2 separate regions of the Homo sapiens genome follow, and region 2 is linked to region 1. A link is an interaction called in ENCODE POLR2A ChIA-PET data of the cell type or tissue named here. Cell type or tissue: PC-9. All regions are shown on one strand.

Region 1 (8,000 bases):
AAAACCTTTGGAGTCAACCTTAATTCCTGTCTTTCTCTCACACCTTAAATCCAGTCCATCGGCAAATCCCTGAAGGGATTTAGATTAAAATAATTCCAGAACAGGCTGGGCACGGTGGCTCACACCTGTAATCCCAACACTCTGGGAGGCAGAGGCAGGTGGATCATGAGGTCGGGAGTTCGAGACCAGCCTGGCCAACATGGCGAAACCCCATCTCTACTAAAAATACAAAAATTAGCCAGGCATGGTGGCATGCACCTGTAGTCCCAGTTACTCAGGAGGCTGAGGCAGGAGAATTGCTTGAACAGGGAGGTGGAGACTGCAATGAGCTGAGATCGCGCCACTGCACTCCAGCCTGAGCAACAGAGCGAGACTCTGTCTAAAAAAAAAAACAAAAACAAAAACAAAAACAAAAAAAACCTTCCAGAACACATATTATCTCCTGCACTGCCAAGTGCCCAAGCCACCAAACCCATTGCCTGACTCACTGAAGTAGCTTCCTAACTGTCCTCCTTGCCTTCCCTTAGTCTGCACATAGTAGCCAGTGCTCTTTCAAAAGGTTAAGTCTCGGCTGGGCATGGTGGCTCATGCCTGTAATCCCAGCACTTTTGGAGGGCAAGGTGGGCAGACTGCCTGAGGTCAGGAGTTTGAGACCAGACTGGCCAAAGTGGCAAAACTCTGTCCCTACTAAACATACAAAAAAATTAGCCAGACATGGTGGTGCACACCTGTGATCCCAGCTACCTGGGAGGCTGAGACACAAAAATTGCTTGAACCCGGGAGGTGGAGGTTGCACTGAGCTGAGATCGTGCCACTGCACTCCAGCCTGGGTGACAGAGCAAGACTCTGTCTCAAAAAAAAAAAAAAGTTAAGTCTGGTCATGTCTCTCTCCTCTGCTTCCCCAAATGACTCCCTATCTCTCACAGTAAGAGCCAAAGAGCCAACACCTTTAAAATAGCCTACCAGGCCCTCCATGATCTGGCCCTACTCATCTCTCTCTGACCCCACCTGCTCAAGTTGCATTGACATCCCTGTGGTTCCTTCTGCCAAGAATGCCCCTCCCTCAGATGCCCCCATGGCTCACTCTCTTACTTCCTTCAGGTCTCTGCTCAAATGTCACCTTATCACAGCATCTTCTCTGCCCACCCCAAATAGCAACCCTATCCCTGGCCCACCCCTTCCTATCTCCTAATTCTTTTTCTCTCCATACAACTTACATGTTCATCACCTCTCTCTACTGAGGACAAGGATATTGTTCTGCTTACTGTTCCATTCCCAGAATCTAGTACAGTGTCCCTGGTGTGTTGTAAGCACTTGATATTTATTGAATGAATGAATGAATGAATGAATGAATGAACGTTCAATGAAAACTTGTTAAATAAAGGCATGTGGAAATCAGGATGTTACTTTTTTGGAACATCAGAGTGAGACTTAATCCCTCAATCCACAAACCAAATCCATTTTCCTAGATGTATCAGAGAAAGGAGATTAGTTTGGTACATCACATTCACAAAAGAACGTCAAATATCCCAATGAGGGACCCTAATGTTAAAGTTGGGCCAATTAGGTCTGAGCAGAGTAATTTTTAACTTCAAGATTCATGTTTTGAGGAAGATTTTGCTGAGATGTAGATAACTTACAACTTATTCCCACAAATCTGGAATGCCTAAACTTTCATGCAAGTTGGATTTTGAGTTACTAGGTCATTGGAACTTTGTGCTTTTCAATACTTACACCCTCCTAACACCTTCATATGAAAAGAATACGTATCATCATTCTCTGGTGACTGCTGCACTAATATACAGCACTAAGTAAATAACCAGAGCGCTGGCTTGAAAAACAAACTAAAAGGGATTTAAAGGCTTAAGAACTCGCCTTAATTCAAAGAACATGTTAAGCCCATGTTAAGCCCACTTAACATGAACTTGAATAGCTCACTACTTAATTACAATAGCTCCACTCCTCTACAGCTTTTATTTTATTTTTGAGACGGAGTCTCGCTCTGTTGCCCAGGCTGGAGTGCAGTGGCGCAATCTTGGCTCACTGCAAGCTCCGCCTCCTGGGTTCACACCATTCTCCTGCCTCAGCCTCTGAGCAGCTGGGACTACAGGCGCCAGCCACCACGCCCGGCTAATTTTTTGTATTTTTAGTAGAGACGGGGTTTCACCGCGTTAGCCAGGATGGTCTCGATCTCCTGACCTTGTGTTCCGCCCGCCTCGGCCTCCCAAAGTGCTGGGATTAAAGGCGTGAGCCACCGTGCCCGGCCCAGTTTTAATTTTTTTAAAGGTGAGCCAAAACATTAGTTGTGGAGGTGAAAGCGGGGTGGTACCTTTACAACCAGAAGCTTAAATTTTGGTCCTGGAATCCCTGAGGCCCTTTTAGGAAATCTGAGGTCAAAATTATTTACATGGTACTAAAACATTACAGGTTGAGGGTCCCTAATCTGAAATGCTTCAAAATCCAGAACTTTTTGAGCACTGACATGAGGAGCAAAGGACATGCTCATTGGAGCAGTTTGGCTTTTAGGATTATGGAAGCTGAACTGATAAGCATGTAATGCAAATCTTTCAAAATCTAAAAAAAATCTGAGATCCGAAACACTTCTGGTCCCAAGCATTTCATATAAGGAATATTCAACCTGTAGTTGCCTTTTTCACATTCATTCTCCCAAGTGTACAAAAGTTTGCCAGAGACCACACAATATGCGATATCCCAGAGACTGAATGCAGAAACATATGAGAATCTGTCTTCTAATTAAGCCAAACATTAAAAAAGATTTGCAAAAAGGTAGAACAATGCCACTCTTCTATTTTTTGTTTTGGAAAAGCTATTTTTCATTCAAAAATTTTGTTAGCTTGTAATGAGTTTTTAAATATTTAAAAAAATCTTAGTTTTAATTTCTAACATGGTAAATATTTATATCCTTTTGGAGATTATAACAAAACCTTTTGGGTCCTGAATTTGTCAGTGTAAAGGAAGTGCTTACAAAAAGTTTGAGAATTTCTGCCTTAGATATACTAAATAGTGTACCTTCTGTCACCATTATCAGGAAATATCTGTCACAGCTTCTAGAACTGTGATAAGGTATTTTGCTCCCTTGCTTTAACCACAGCCTTCAGATGTCACTAAATCCACACCAAACCAATGACCAGCAGAGGACTCCCACTACTACTTAAGCTTAGGGTTTTTCTAGTAAACACCCTTCCCCTCTCCCCCAAGTACAAATCACCTATTTGTTGAAGCCCACATCCCATTATCATGAATCAACCACAGCCAGCGCAGTTTTAGTAAATAGTATAAATGTATTTTGTAATTTAAACAAAAGCTTCTGTTAACATTATTGCTAACATGGCTAGACACTGTCACTAAATTTGGTGGCTCTGCTCAGGATGGTCTGAACACATGCAACATTCTTTTTGGAGCCACCTGAAAAACAAGGATTCATCATCCAGCTGAAACCGAAGACAGATTTTTTTTTTACCAAACTGGAGGGAATTTTGAAATGGCTGACCAAATCTGTGGGATACAGAATGTACAAAATTCTCTTTTAGGGTTGCTGGGGTGACAGGGCAGCTCAAAGAGGTAACCATCTATAACATCTGAAACTGAGGTATGAGACCTGTATTACAACTGATAACAAAAAAAAAAAAAAAAAACCGCCATATATTTAAAATGCTGGAGATGGTGAAGACACACACTCGTTTCAAATATTACACCCCCTCCCTCCAACTGAAGCAGCCCATTCCAAGCTGCTTACTTGAAACTGCATGTAACATGTCTTAGGATGAATAGCACCAGCAGGGGCTTATTTAGTGATGGTTAATAACTCTCTCAAACAATAGAGGGCAGGCCAGCTAGTTTATTCAAATTGAATCTAAACCTTAGATCTCTGGCTTAACAATAACAAGAGAAACCTTTATAGACACAATATATCTTGCATTAAATCAGAGACGGTTTAAATCAGTCTTGTAACTTCTAATATTCTGGGCTGGCAACTACAGCATGACAAATGTTTAGTGCAGTTACAAAATCACATTTTACTTTCCTTGGCTAGCAAACCTTAAACAAATCTGAAAAATGCACTGTTTTACAAAGGCTTTTACCATATACCCACTGCTGCCAGTCTCAAGTAATTATGGTTTCTTCATCCCCCAGGAACATTTCTAAATAAGGGGGATTTTTCTTTGATCTGCTCGCCTTGAAGTGTATGTAAGAACTCAAGAGAGTAAGTTGAAAGAATGAAGATTAACTGAGATGCCAAGAAAAGTTTTTATTGCAAGCACAGTGAGCAGAAAGAGATGTCTTCTCACACAAAGTGGCCACAAGGTCTGCCATTAACTAAATCTCTTTGACAAGCCTTCATTGGTTTAAAGCATATGAATTAGCTTCTTGCTATCAGGTGTACATCATTTCTGCCATGTGGGACATTTTCTTGGGAATATACAAGTAATACTCCATGTAGCCTGACAGGTCCTCAATGGTCACATCATCCACGAAGACTCGAGCTTGCTCAGAACAGGATCGGGGAGAGCCAGACAGAGTTCTGGCGTGCAGCGACTGAGAGTAGTCCTCAAGTGTGGATCTTCGTTCTGGAGCCAAGGGAGGGACACTCTGCAGGCCTGAAAAGGAATACACTTCCATATCATGCCATCTCTTACACTGGCATTCCTTGCCTATGCATGTGCATGGCTTGCCCTGGTTTAGCTTGGAAACTGATTGAAAGTCAGAGAGATCACTGGCTTTGAGACTTGCTTGGGGGACTTGGGTAGCGTCAGAGGAGTCTTCCTTCTTACTCTCTGATGGGAGCCTTGGAACAGAAGTTCTCAAAGGCTCAACGACTGCCCCTGTGTGATTAGCATCGAGAGAAGTAGAGCTTTCTCCTGCACTGAACTCTTTAGGGGATGAAATTCCCAGCCCACTGCTGCCATCAGGTGAGTCAGTCTGGCTTTTGTGCTTGAGTTGACTGCTGGAAGAAGACGCTATTGTACTGCAATGTATAAACTTTGGAGGATGAAGGACAGGAGACTTAGAACGTCGACGACGCTGAGTTCTCACTGCTCCTCGTGAAGACTTCCTTGTAGACCTAAAGAGGAAAAAAAATATACAAGAAGATGTTGGGATATGGAGCTGTCCTAAACAGATTCTTTATGACAGTAGGAAATTTACCTTCCCTCAGCTTTATGAGTCTAAGCTCATAAATTTCCTGCAAGAGATGCACCTTCCTCCATTTTCATGCTGCCTAAGTCTTTGTGTCTCAACAACTTCAACATCATCTTATTAGCAAGCTATAGAACGAGGTGAGATAATGGTATTTTTTAACTGAATCACCTGGGCCAAACATTTGGGACAGAACACCTGCCCTGTTCCAACTCTAAGCTTGGGAGCCTTTGACCAGTGGGTCTGAGGGAAGCACCTCAAACATACAACTGAAACCGATCCTGTGAAGCCTAAATATTGTGCCCTAAACCTGAATATAGCAGCTTCAGAACCACTGTGAGGCTAACGTTACAAATGACCATTATGCCATTACTATTAAATAGATTTCTGATTCATTTCTATCATTGGTAACAGCCAATCAATCAAAACCAAAAAACTAACAATATTTACAACCCCTGAGGTTTTCAGATACTGGGAATTACTGGACACACTATGTAAGATAACTATTTATAAAATATTTAAATAGCCAGGCGCGGTGGCTCACGCCTGTAATCCCAGCACTTTGGGAGGCCGAGGCAGGTGGATCACGAGGTCAGGAGATTGAGACCATCCTGGCTAAAGCGGTGAAACCCCGTCTCTACTAAAAATACAAAAAATTAGCCGGGCGTGGTGGTGGGCGCCTGTAGTCCCAGATACTTGGGAGGCTGAGGCAGGAGAATGGCGTGAATCTGGGAGGCAGAGCTTGCAGTGAGCTGAGATCACGCCACTGTACTCCAGCCTGGGCAACAGAGCGAGACTCCGTCTCAAAAATAAATAAATAAATAAATAAAATAAAATAAAATTAAATAAAGAACTGAATGAAAAGAAAAGATACTCAAAACTGCTAAGTGAATTAGAGACAAGAACCAAACAAGACACTAAAAAGCTAAACAGAACACAGTAATCCCATCTTATCCATGGTTTCGCTTTCTACAGTTTCAGTTACCTGCAGTCAACCATGGTCTGAAAATATTAAATAAAAAATTCCAGAAATAAACAATTCATAAGTTTTACATTGCGCCCCACTGTGAGTGGCATGACAAAATCTTGCACCATCCTGCTCCGTCCCACCTGGGATGTGAATCATCCCTTCGTCCAGGGTATCCACACTGTATATGCTACCTACCCATTAGTCATTTAGTAGCCATCTTGGTTATTAGATCAACTACCATGGTACTGCAGTGCTTGTGTTCAAGTAACTCTTATTTTACTTAACAATGGCCCCACAGTATAACAGTAGTGATGCTAGCAGTTTGGGTATACCAAGAAAAGCCACGAAGTGCTTCTGCTGTGGTTAGAATGTGTCACCCAAAAGTTCATGTGTTGTCAACTTGGTCCCGAATGCATCAGTGCTGAGACCTTTGGGGGTGATTGGGTCACAAAAGGACTCTGCCTTCAAGAATGGATTAATCCATCCACAGATTAATGAATTAAAGGGTTATTGAGGGACAGGGATAGTTATCACAAGAACGGCTCTGTTATAAAAGCCGGTTTGGCTACTTCTCACGAGCCCCCTTGCCACGTGATATCCTTCCCCATGTTATGATGCAGCAATGATACACTCACTAGATGCTGGTGCCATGCTCTTACACTTCCCAGCCTCCCGAAATGTAAGAAATAAGTCTCTTTAAAAATTACCCAGTCTCAGGTATTCAGTTACAGCAACAGAAAATGAACTAAGACAGCTTTCTTTAAGTAAAAAGGTGAAAGTTCTTGACTTAATAAGGAAAGGAAAAAAATAAATCGTATACTGAGGTTGCTAAGATCTACGGTAAGAACGAATCTCCTATGTGAAAAATTGTGAAGAAGGAAAAACAAATTTGTGATAGACTTGCTGTTGCACTTCAAATGTGAAAGTTACAGCCACAGTGCATGTAAGTCCTTAGTTAAGATGGAAAAGGCATTAAATGTGTGGGTGGAAGACATGAACAAAAACGTGCTCTGACTGATGGCAAATGGGTTTGATATTGTCTGCAGTTTCAGGCGTCCACTGGGGTTCTTGGAACATATCCCCTATGGATAAGAGGGGACTTGTACACACAGCTAAAGAAAGAATGACTGACGGGAAAATAAATCTGAATTATTTGTAACAGGGGCCAGCAAATTACAGCCTGTGGGTCAGATCTGGCTCCCTGCCTGTTTTTGTACAGCTTGTGGACACTGCTCCAGTGGGCTAGCACTGTGAGCCACAGACCAGGCTAGGGGATCCTCCCCTGTCCCTATTCTCCCTGCCCGCCTTCCTGGCCAGTAGACAAGCTGCACCACTGTCCAGCGCCCGCACTAGCTAACATCTACATGTTGGGTCTCTACTGTTGGCAACTGCTGATCATTGAGAGGCAGAATCTCAGTTCAAGACTCCAACCAATGCTGGGATCTCTGGAGGAGAAAAGAGCATGCTGAGATCTGAGCCTCACTGGGACAGAAAGTAGAACTGACCCTGGCACTACCTGCTACCCACCCATTCCACAAGGTTCTCCTTTCAGGCTAGTCACTCTATCCTGCGACTGTCTCAGCAACTGAAGACAGAATGTGTCCACCAGCCAGGACGGCCAACCCCAGGCAAACAGGGTAGAGTAGGAGTTTTCTCTCTTATTTAAGCACTTATTAATATCCTTGAATTTTTGCTTCTTGGCCTCCAACGGCTAAAAAATTTACCATACGGTGCTTTACAAAAAAAGTTTGTCAACCTCTGACCTAAAAGGCAGTACAGAGACAAGGATTTGGAAAAAATGTAAAAGTTAAGAGAGATGACAGAGTAAGTCTGGAATTTCTGAAGAAACGAATACAGAGAACAGAGGACAAGT
Region 2 (8,000 bases), 70 kb after region 1:
CAGCCTGAGCTCAGGGCAGGATGGCATCTCATCCATCACTACGGCACAGCCTGCAGTGCTCCCTAAGTGTTGGCTGTCGACAGTATTACTCTTCTGACCAGTGTTTGGATGGGGCCTACTTCAAGTTGTGTAAGGCAGGTGATGGGGGAGCAACCAAGGTATCAGAGGGATGGGACCTTTCCTATTATCTCCCCAGGACATTTAGCCAATGCCACCACGGACCTCATGAAACTGGACCATGAAGAGGAGCCCCAGCTCTCCGAGCCCTACCTTTCTAAACAAAAGAAGCTCATGGTGAGTACCTCCCGGCCTGCTGAGTCCCCTTCCCTACGAGCTCTTCCACGGAAATGAACAATAGGAGAAACTAAGTAGAAGATCAGCTGATGATATGAAATGGAAAAGCCCCTGGCTTGCTTTTCCAATCCTGTCCCCTGCCATTTACTAGCTGTTAGACCTGGGGTAAGCCACTGCTGCCCTCGGGCCTCAGTTTCCTCATGTGTTAGGTTGTGTCTTTAAAAGCAGAGCATTGGCCAGGCATGGTGGCTCACTCCTGTAATCCCAGCACTTTGGGAGGCCAAGGCAAGTGGATCACTTGAGGTCAGGAGTTTGAGACCAGCCTGGCCAACATGGTGAAACCCCATCTCTACTAAAAATACAAAAATTAGCCGGGCATCATGGCGGATGCCTGTAGTCCCAGTTACTCGGGAGGCTGAGGCAAGGAAATTGCCTGAACCTGGGAGGCGGAGGTTGCAGTGAGCTGAGATCGGGCCACTACACTCTAGCCTGGGCAACAGAGTGAGACTCTGTCTCAAATAATAATAATTATAATAAATATATAAATAAATAAAAATAAATGCAGAGCACTGAACAGGGGTTCTTGGGAAAGGAGGTATTGAAGGATTGCTCTGAGGGGGACCCCAGAGGGATGGGAGGGATAAGGAAGAGGAAGCTGCTAAGCCTCAATTGATTCCACAGGAAGCTCTGGAGCACAAATGGCACCACAAAGGTGATCAACCTTGAAGTAAGGGGCCAGCCTTTTATCCCCTCATATCAGTGGGACATTGGCTACAGATTGTTGGAGGGAGGGGTGCGGGCCGGTAACCTCCCAGGTATTTGTGGGCAATGCAGCTCCTTATTGGCTGAGAGAAGGGGCAGCTGTGAGCCACTAGCAGCCAGCCCTCCCAGCATCTGGGTGTAAGAATGTACTAGGGATCTAGGCAGGACAGCCAAGCTCACAGGACTGTTGTAGGCACCAGATGAGGGTGCTTCATAACGGGGGGGCATCCTATACACTTGGGGGGCATTTGGAGGCTGGGTTTGCAGAAGAAGTTCAGCAAAGCTCCTTCCATCCCTGAACATCCTGGCTCTATTGAGGCCAACTCAGCTTCTCTTGGCCCTGTCCTGCCCCCAGGCCAAGATCTTGGAGCATGATGATGTGAGCTACCTGAAGAAGATCCTCGGGGAACTGGCCATGGTGCTGGACCAGATTGAGGCGGAGCTGGAGAAGAGGAAGCTGGAGAACGAGGGTGGGTGCCAGCCCTGGGGGAGGTGGGGGCTGCAGCCCACCCAGCCTACTCTTCCCCTGCCCAGTCTCAGCCTCTTTTTTCCGCAAAAGTCTCAGAGGACCTCCCAGGTGGTTAAGAGGATGGGCTATGGAGTCAGACTAAGGTTCAAGTCATAACTTGGCCACTTCCTAGCTTAGTAAATGTGGTCAGGTTCTCCCCTCTCTGAAATTCAGTTTCCCATCTATAAAATGGGGATAATAGTAGGACCTGCCTCAAAGAGCTGTTGAGACATTGTGTGAAATAATACACGTAGAGTGCTTAGATCAGGGCTTAGCACACAGTAGGTGTTTAATAAAGGTAGGTGAAGATGATGTTAAGAGGCAGCTCATAGATGTCATGGTTAGGGCCAGAACTTGTTCCCTCTCGATGGGTCCAGTGTTGTTTCCAGCATGTCACAACTGATACCACAAGCACAAGACCTTATGTCCCGAACAGAGACATCATCATGCATACTGAATACTCGGTTGCTCCCCCATCACCTCCCTTACACAACTTGATGGCCACTACCCACCACACCATCCCACTTGCCCTGCCCAAGAATGCATTATAGCTCCTTCGTGCTCCAGCCAGACATCCAAGCTCACCCAGACTCTCGTTGACCTTGACTCTTCCTGCTCCCAGCTGGGCCTCTAAACTTGGACATGCCAGCTTCATTCTACCTCCATGCTTTTGCTCCCACAGCCCCTCCCTCCTGGAGCACCCTTCCTACACCACTCCACTCCATTTTGCCTGTTGCACACCATCTTTGCCACAGCCCTTCTTCAAATCTCATTCTGAGCTTCCCATCTTGCTCCGTTTAAGACCTGTGATGAGTCTTGTCTCCTGAACAATGCAAATTTATGGTGCATTTGCAACAGCCTCCTGCACATGCATGGCTATGTGTATGGGAAGGCCGTAGAGCCCAGGGTCTAAACAGATGGGGTTAGAGTAAGAAAAACTTGAAATAGAGTTCCAGCTTTGCTGCCTCAAATATGTAACCTTGGACAAGTTGCTTTCCCTATTGAAGCCTCAGTTTCCTCATCTATAAGATGGGATGGTAATAATACAACTTAACCTTGTCTTGCTGGACTCTTGTGAAAATTCAATATACTCAGCACACTGCCTGTCCCATTACTAGTTTAATACATATGGCAGCTAAAGGGACACACATTCTCCAGATGAGAAAACTGAGGCTCAGAGAGATGAAGTGAGTTGCTCAAGGTCAGGCAGCTCATAGATGTCATGGTTAGGGCCAGAACTTGTTCCCTCTCGATGGGTCCAGTGTTGTTTCCAGCATCTCACAACTGATGCCACAAGCACAAGACCTTATGTCCCGAACAGAGACATCATCATGCATACTGAAGCCAGCTGCCTTAAATCATTTCTGGAAACAAAGCCTGGTATGACTAAGTGAGTAAAAAAAATAACGCACCTCAAAGGGGAACTTTTGGCTGGGCACAATGGCTCACGCCTGTAATCCCAGCACTTTGGGAGGCCGAGGCGGGTGGATCACCTGAGGTCAGGAGTTCGAGACCAGCCTAACAACATGGCAAAACCCTGTCTCTACTAAAAATACAAAAACTAGCTGGGCGGGGTGCTGGGTTCCTGTAATCCCAGCTACTCGAGAGGCTGAGGCAGGAGAATCACTTGAACCTGGGAGGCAGAGGTTGCAGTGAACTCAGATTGCGCCACTGCACTCCAGCCTGGGGGACAGAGAGAGACTCCATCCCCTGCCCCCCAACCAAAAAAAAAAAAGGAACTTTCCTGTTTCTATCCTAACGGTAGCTAAGGGGAGCTGTTGCAGAGTTAATGGCTCTGAGGGGCCAAAAGGCTTGGTAGTTCAGAGATGGGCCTTTGGGGGACAGAGTCCCAGCTCTGCCATGCTCTCGGTGGGTGACCTTGGACATCAAGTATATGTTATTCACTTATGCATTAGTTTCTTAGGACTTCCATAACAAAATACTACAGACTGAGGGGCTTAAACAGCAGAAACCTATTGTCACACAGAGCTGGAGGCTAGACATCTCAGATCAAGGTGCCTGTGGGGTGAGTTTCTCTCGAGGCCTCTCTCCTTGGCTTGTAAGTGGCTGCCTTCTTGCCGTGTCCTTACATGGCCCTTCCCCTGTGCTGCACATGCCTGGTGTCTTTGAGTCCAAATTTCCTCCTATAAATACTTTAGTCTGATTGAATGAGGACCCACCTTAAGCTCTTCATTTTAAGGTAATTATCTCTTTAAAAGCCCTGTTTCCAAATACAGTCACATTCTGAGATTTTAGGAGTGTCCAATCTTTTGGCTTCCTTGGGCCACATTGGAAGAAGAGTAACTGTCCTGGGCCACACATAAAATATGCTAACACTGACGATAACTGATGAGCTTAAAAAACATCGCAAAAAATTCTCAGAATGTTTTAAGGAAGTTTATGAATTAGTTTTGGGCCACATTCAAAGCCATCCTGGGCTGCATGTGGCCCGCGGGCTGCAGGTTGGACAAGCTTGCTCTAGAGCTTAAGGCTTCAACATGTGAAGTTTGTGAGGGTCACAGTCCAGCCCAGAAAAATCTATATATTTAATAGAGCTTACTGTGTGTCAGGCCCTGTTCTAGGTGTTTCACAGATTTCAACTCACTTAATCCCCATAACAACCCCAGGAGGTGGGTAATATCAGCGATCCTGTTTAACAGATGAGGATCCTGTTTAACAGAGGAGGAAGCACTGGCTCTGGGCTCTTTCCTGTTCTATAAAAGGGTGATAGGTTGGGCACAGTGGCTCACGCCTGTAACCCCAACACTTTGGGAGGCTGAGGCAGGTGGATCACTTGAGGTCAGGAGTTCGAGACCAGCCTGGCCAACATGGTGAAACCCTATCTCTACTAAAAATACAAAAAATTAGCTGGGCATGGTGGTGGGCACCTGTAATCCCAGTTATGTGGGAGGCTGAGGCAGGAGAATCACTTGAACCCAGGAGGCAGAGGTTGCAGTGAGCTGAGATTGTACCACTGCACTCCAGCCTAGGCACCAGAGCAAGACTCTGTCTCAAAGAGAAAAAAAAAAAAAAAGGCAGGGGGTGATAACATGAGTGCCTACGTCCCAGGGCTGCTGCGAGGATCAATGAGCAAATGCATGTAAGGGGCTTAGCACAGTGCCCGGCACACAGTACAGAAGTGTTCATATACATTGTGATCCAGAGAGACCCAGGGTCTGAACTGGATGGAGGCTAGGGTGGATGGTTCTGGAGAATAGCCTCAGACATGCATTCCTTGTGGGATTCCTAGGCTGGGACCCTACTGCTGACCGCTGTCCTGAGGTCTTCTGAGAGGAGACAGCATTGCACTGTCCCATGGTGAGATAAGTGGGGTTGCTCAAGATGGAGAGGTGTCGACAGTCCTTGCATCCCTCTGGGGCTGGGGGAGGTAGCAGAAGCCCCAGGGAAGTGGTTATGGATTTTAAAGGTCTGACTGGCTGGGCCCACATGGCCTCGGTTGCTCATCCAGGTTCCCTGAACCTGACTGGGTTAAACACTTTTATGCCTTCCATTTCTTCCCTCGTGGGCAGAGCCCAGTGTTGGAAGGGATTTTAATGTCACAGTTGAGACCCCTTGCATAGAGCCAGATGGCTTTGATGCAGATTCCTGATCAACCACCTCCTAGCTCTGTGACCTTGTGGAACTCACTTCATCTCTCTGAGCTCATCTGCAAAATGTTGATAGTAATAGAATCAAACTCATAGCAGGGTTGCTGGTGGAAGATTTGTTAAGATAGTAAATGTTGAGTATTTTGCACAGTGCCTGGCTCAAGGTAAAATGTTCTAAAAATAATCATTATTACCATTCTCTTTCATTCATGTATTCAAATATTTATTGAACACCTACTAGATGGTAGGTCCTAGGGATAAACTAATGAGTAAAACTCAGACCTCATTCTTGGTTTCATGGAGTTTGCAGTCTTACAGAGGAAAAAGACATTAGTCAAATAATCCCATAAGTAAACACAGAATTGCACACAGCGATAAGTGTTAAGATTGAGAGTAAATGAGCAGGATAAAGTGGATAAAGTTTCCCTGAGAAGGTGATATTCAAAGTGAGACCTGAAGGATGAGAAGGAGCCTGGAGAAGAATCAGGGCAGATATGACCCAGACTGAGGGATGCCATGGAGTGGGAGAGAACTGGGAACTCTTCAGGAATGGTCTGCTGTGTGGGGAGTCCTCGGGAAAGTGGTGGGAATGAGGGGAGAGCTGGAGCGGGTGAGGTGAGATCACGGGCCTCAGAGCCTACATTTACAAGTTTGGATTTTATACTAAGTACAATGGGAAGTCCCTGGAGGGCTTTGAGGAGGGTATTGTATCAGTTAGTTTCTGCTGTATAACAAACCATTGCAAATCTGAGTGACATAAAAGAAGGGCCTTTTATTTGTTCATGATATGTGGCTTGGCAGTATGGGCTGGGCTCAGCTGGGACGGCTTGCCTCTCACACATGGGGAGCGGCTGACCTCATTCCTGCATTTGCGGCCAGCAAATTTAAGACAGTAAATGTTGATTACTTTGCACAGTGCCCAGCTCAAGATGAAATGTTCTAAAAATTATTATTATCACCATTCTTTTTCATTCATTTTTTCAAATATTTATTGAACATCTCCTAGATGCTAGGTCCTAGGGATAAATTAATGAGCAAAATCCAGATGTCATTCTTGCTCTCACGGAGTTTGCAGTCTTAGAAAAAAAAAACTATGAGTCTTAGATGGCAGGAGCAGCAAAGCCATCAAGATGCACACATTGCAAAGTGGCATGTGTACAGGAATGGGAGGAACTCATGGCCCTGTTTGCAGTCTCCATGGGGCTGAGTTGTTCCGGTTTTATATTTGAGAGAATTCCAACTGCTGCGTGAAAATGGATTTCAAGGGAGACAGAGGGGAGGCCGGTGCAGCAGCTCAGGTGAGAGATGATGTTGGCGTGGACTGAGATGGTTGCAGTGGATATGGTGAGGTGTGAATGGGCTTGAGAGGTATTTTGAAGATAAAATGAGCAGGAATTTACATGAGGGTTGGGAGTGAGGTAAAGAGAATCAAAAGTAATTCCTGGGCTGGGCACAGTGGCTCACACCTGTAATCCCAGCACTTTGGGAGGCCAAGACAGGTGAATCACGAGGTCAGGAGATCAAGACCATCCTGGCTAACACAGTGAAACCCTGTCTCTACTAAAAATACAAAGAATTAGCCGGGTGTGGTGGCACGTGCCTGTAATCCCAGCTATTTGGAAGGCTGAGGCAGGCGAATGGCTTGAACCTGGGAGGCGGAGGTTGCAGTGAGCCAAGATTGTGCCACTGCACTCCAGGCTGGGCGTTTGGGAGACAGTGAGTTTGTGACACCCAAGAGAGAATGTCACAGAAGCCATTAGATATTCCAGACTGACTCTCAAAGGAGAGGTCAGAATTTGGAGATTCAGGAGTTCTCAGCCAATACATGGTGTTTAAAGCTATAGAATTGGATGTTTTCATCGAGGAAGAGAGCAGAGAGAGACAAAAAGAGGAATCAGGACCTGCTGTATTAGTTATCTGTGTGGCATAAGAAACTGCTGTCAACCTCAGTGTCTTAAATTTTTTTTTTTTTTTTTTTTTTTTGAGACGGAGTCTCGCTCTGTCGCCCAGGCTGGAGTGCAGTGGCGGGATCTCGGCTCACTGCAAGCTCCGCCTCCCGGGTTCATGCCATTCTCCTGCCTCAGCCTCCCAAGTAGCTGGGACTACAGGCGCCCGCCACTACGCCCGGCTAATTTTTTGTATTTTTAGTAGAGACGGGGTTTCACCGTTTTAGCCGGGATGGTCTCGATCTCCTGACCTCGTGATCCACCCGCCTCGGCCTCCCAAAGTGCTGGGATTACAGGCGTGAGCCACCGCGCCCGGCCTGTCTTAAATTTTAAAATCATTTATTATGTCACACATTTTCTGTGGATCTGGAGTTCTGGAGCAGCTGAGCTGGACAGCTCTGAGTCAGGGTTGCTTGATGCAGGTTGCCTTCAAGCTGTCAGCTGGGGCTGCAATGATTTGAAGGCTTGACTGGGGCCGGAGGATCCACTTCCAAGCTGCCTTATTCATGTGGTTCTTAGCTAGAGGCCTCTATCCCCTGCTGGCTGTCGGCAGGAGACTTTAGTTCCTTACCATGTGGGCCTCTCAATAGGCTGCTTGGGTTTCTTTACAGCATGGCTGCTGGCTTTCCCTGAGCAAGTTATTCCAGAGAAAGAGAAGACGCAGAAGCCACAATGTCTTTTATGATCTACTGCTGGAAGTCACTCTGCCCCATCATTCATTAGAAGTCATGAAATACAGCTGCTATTCAAGGGGAGGAGAATTGGGCTCCGCTGAAGGGAGGAGTATATCAAGTGATTTGTAGGTGTACTTTAAAACTGTCGCAGCTGAACCAGGCAAGGTCACGTGCACTTGTAATTCCAGCTAGTTGGGAGGCTGAGGCA

Evidence for each region. ChIA-PET counts read pairs that join two places held together with the same protein. Peaks named below come from ENCODE experiments on the same cell type or tissue, not always from the same donor. Only the 100,000 strongest peaks of a DNase experiment are listed, where the experiment ranks them.
Region 2: POLR2A ChIA-PET joins it to region 1 with 7 read pairs; 3 of 35 experiments call an interaction of 5 or more read pairs at or near these places.

What each region holds. Positions count from the first base shown.
Region 1 is chr20:44,192,657-44,200,656 of GRCh38, forward strand. OSER1 (oxidative stress responsive serine rich 1) reads right to left here. Exons shown (of 4, transcript NM_016470.8): 4 at 3,283-5,083. The coding sequence ends at 4,396. Among named protein-coding and RNA genes, the nearest start is that of JPH2, 9.5 kb to the left of the region's middle. In PC-9, no CTCF peak of the experiment used is centred here; a DNase peak (open chromatin) is centred at 3,833; H3K27ac peaks cover 494 bases.
Region 2 is chr20:44,263,034-44,271,033 of GRCh38, forward strand. GDAP1L1 (ganglioside induced differentiation associated protein 1 like 1) reads left to right here. Exons shown (of 6, transcript NM_024034.6): 4 at 197-294; 5 at 1,412-1,526. Among named protein-coding and RNA genes, the nearest start is that of GDAP1L1, 20 kb to the left of the region's middle. In PC-9, no CTCF peak of the experiment used is centred here; no DNase peak of the experiment used is centred here; H3K27me3 peaks cover 3,119 bases.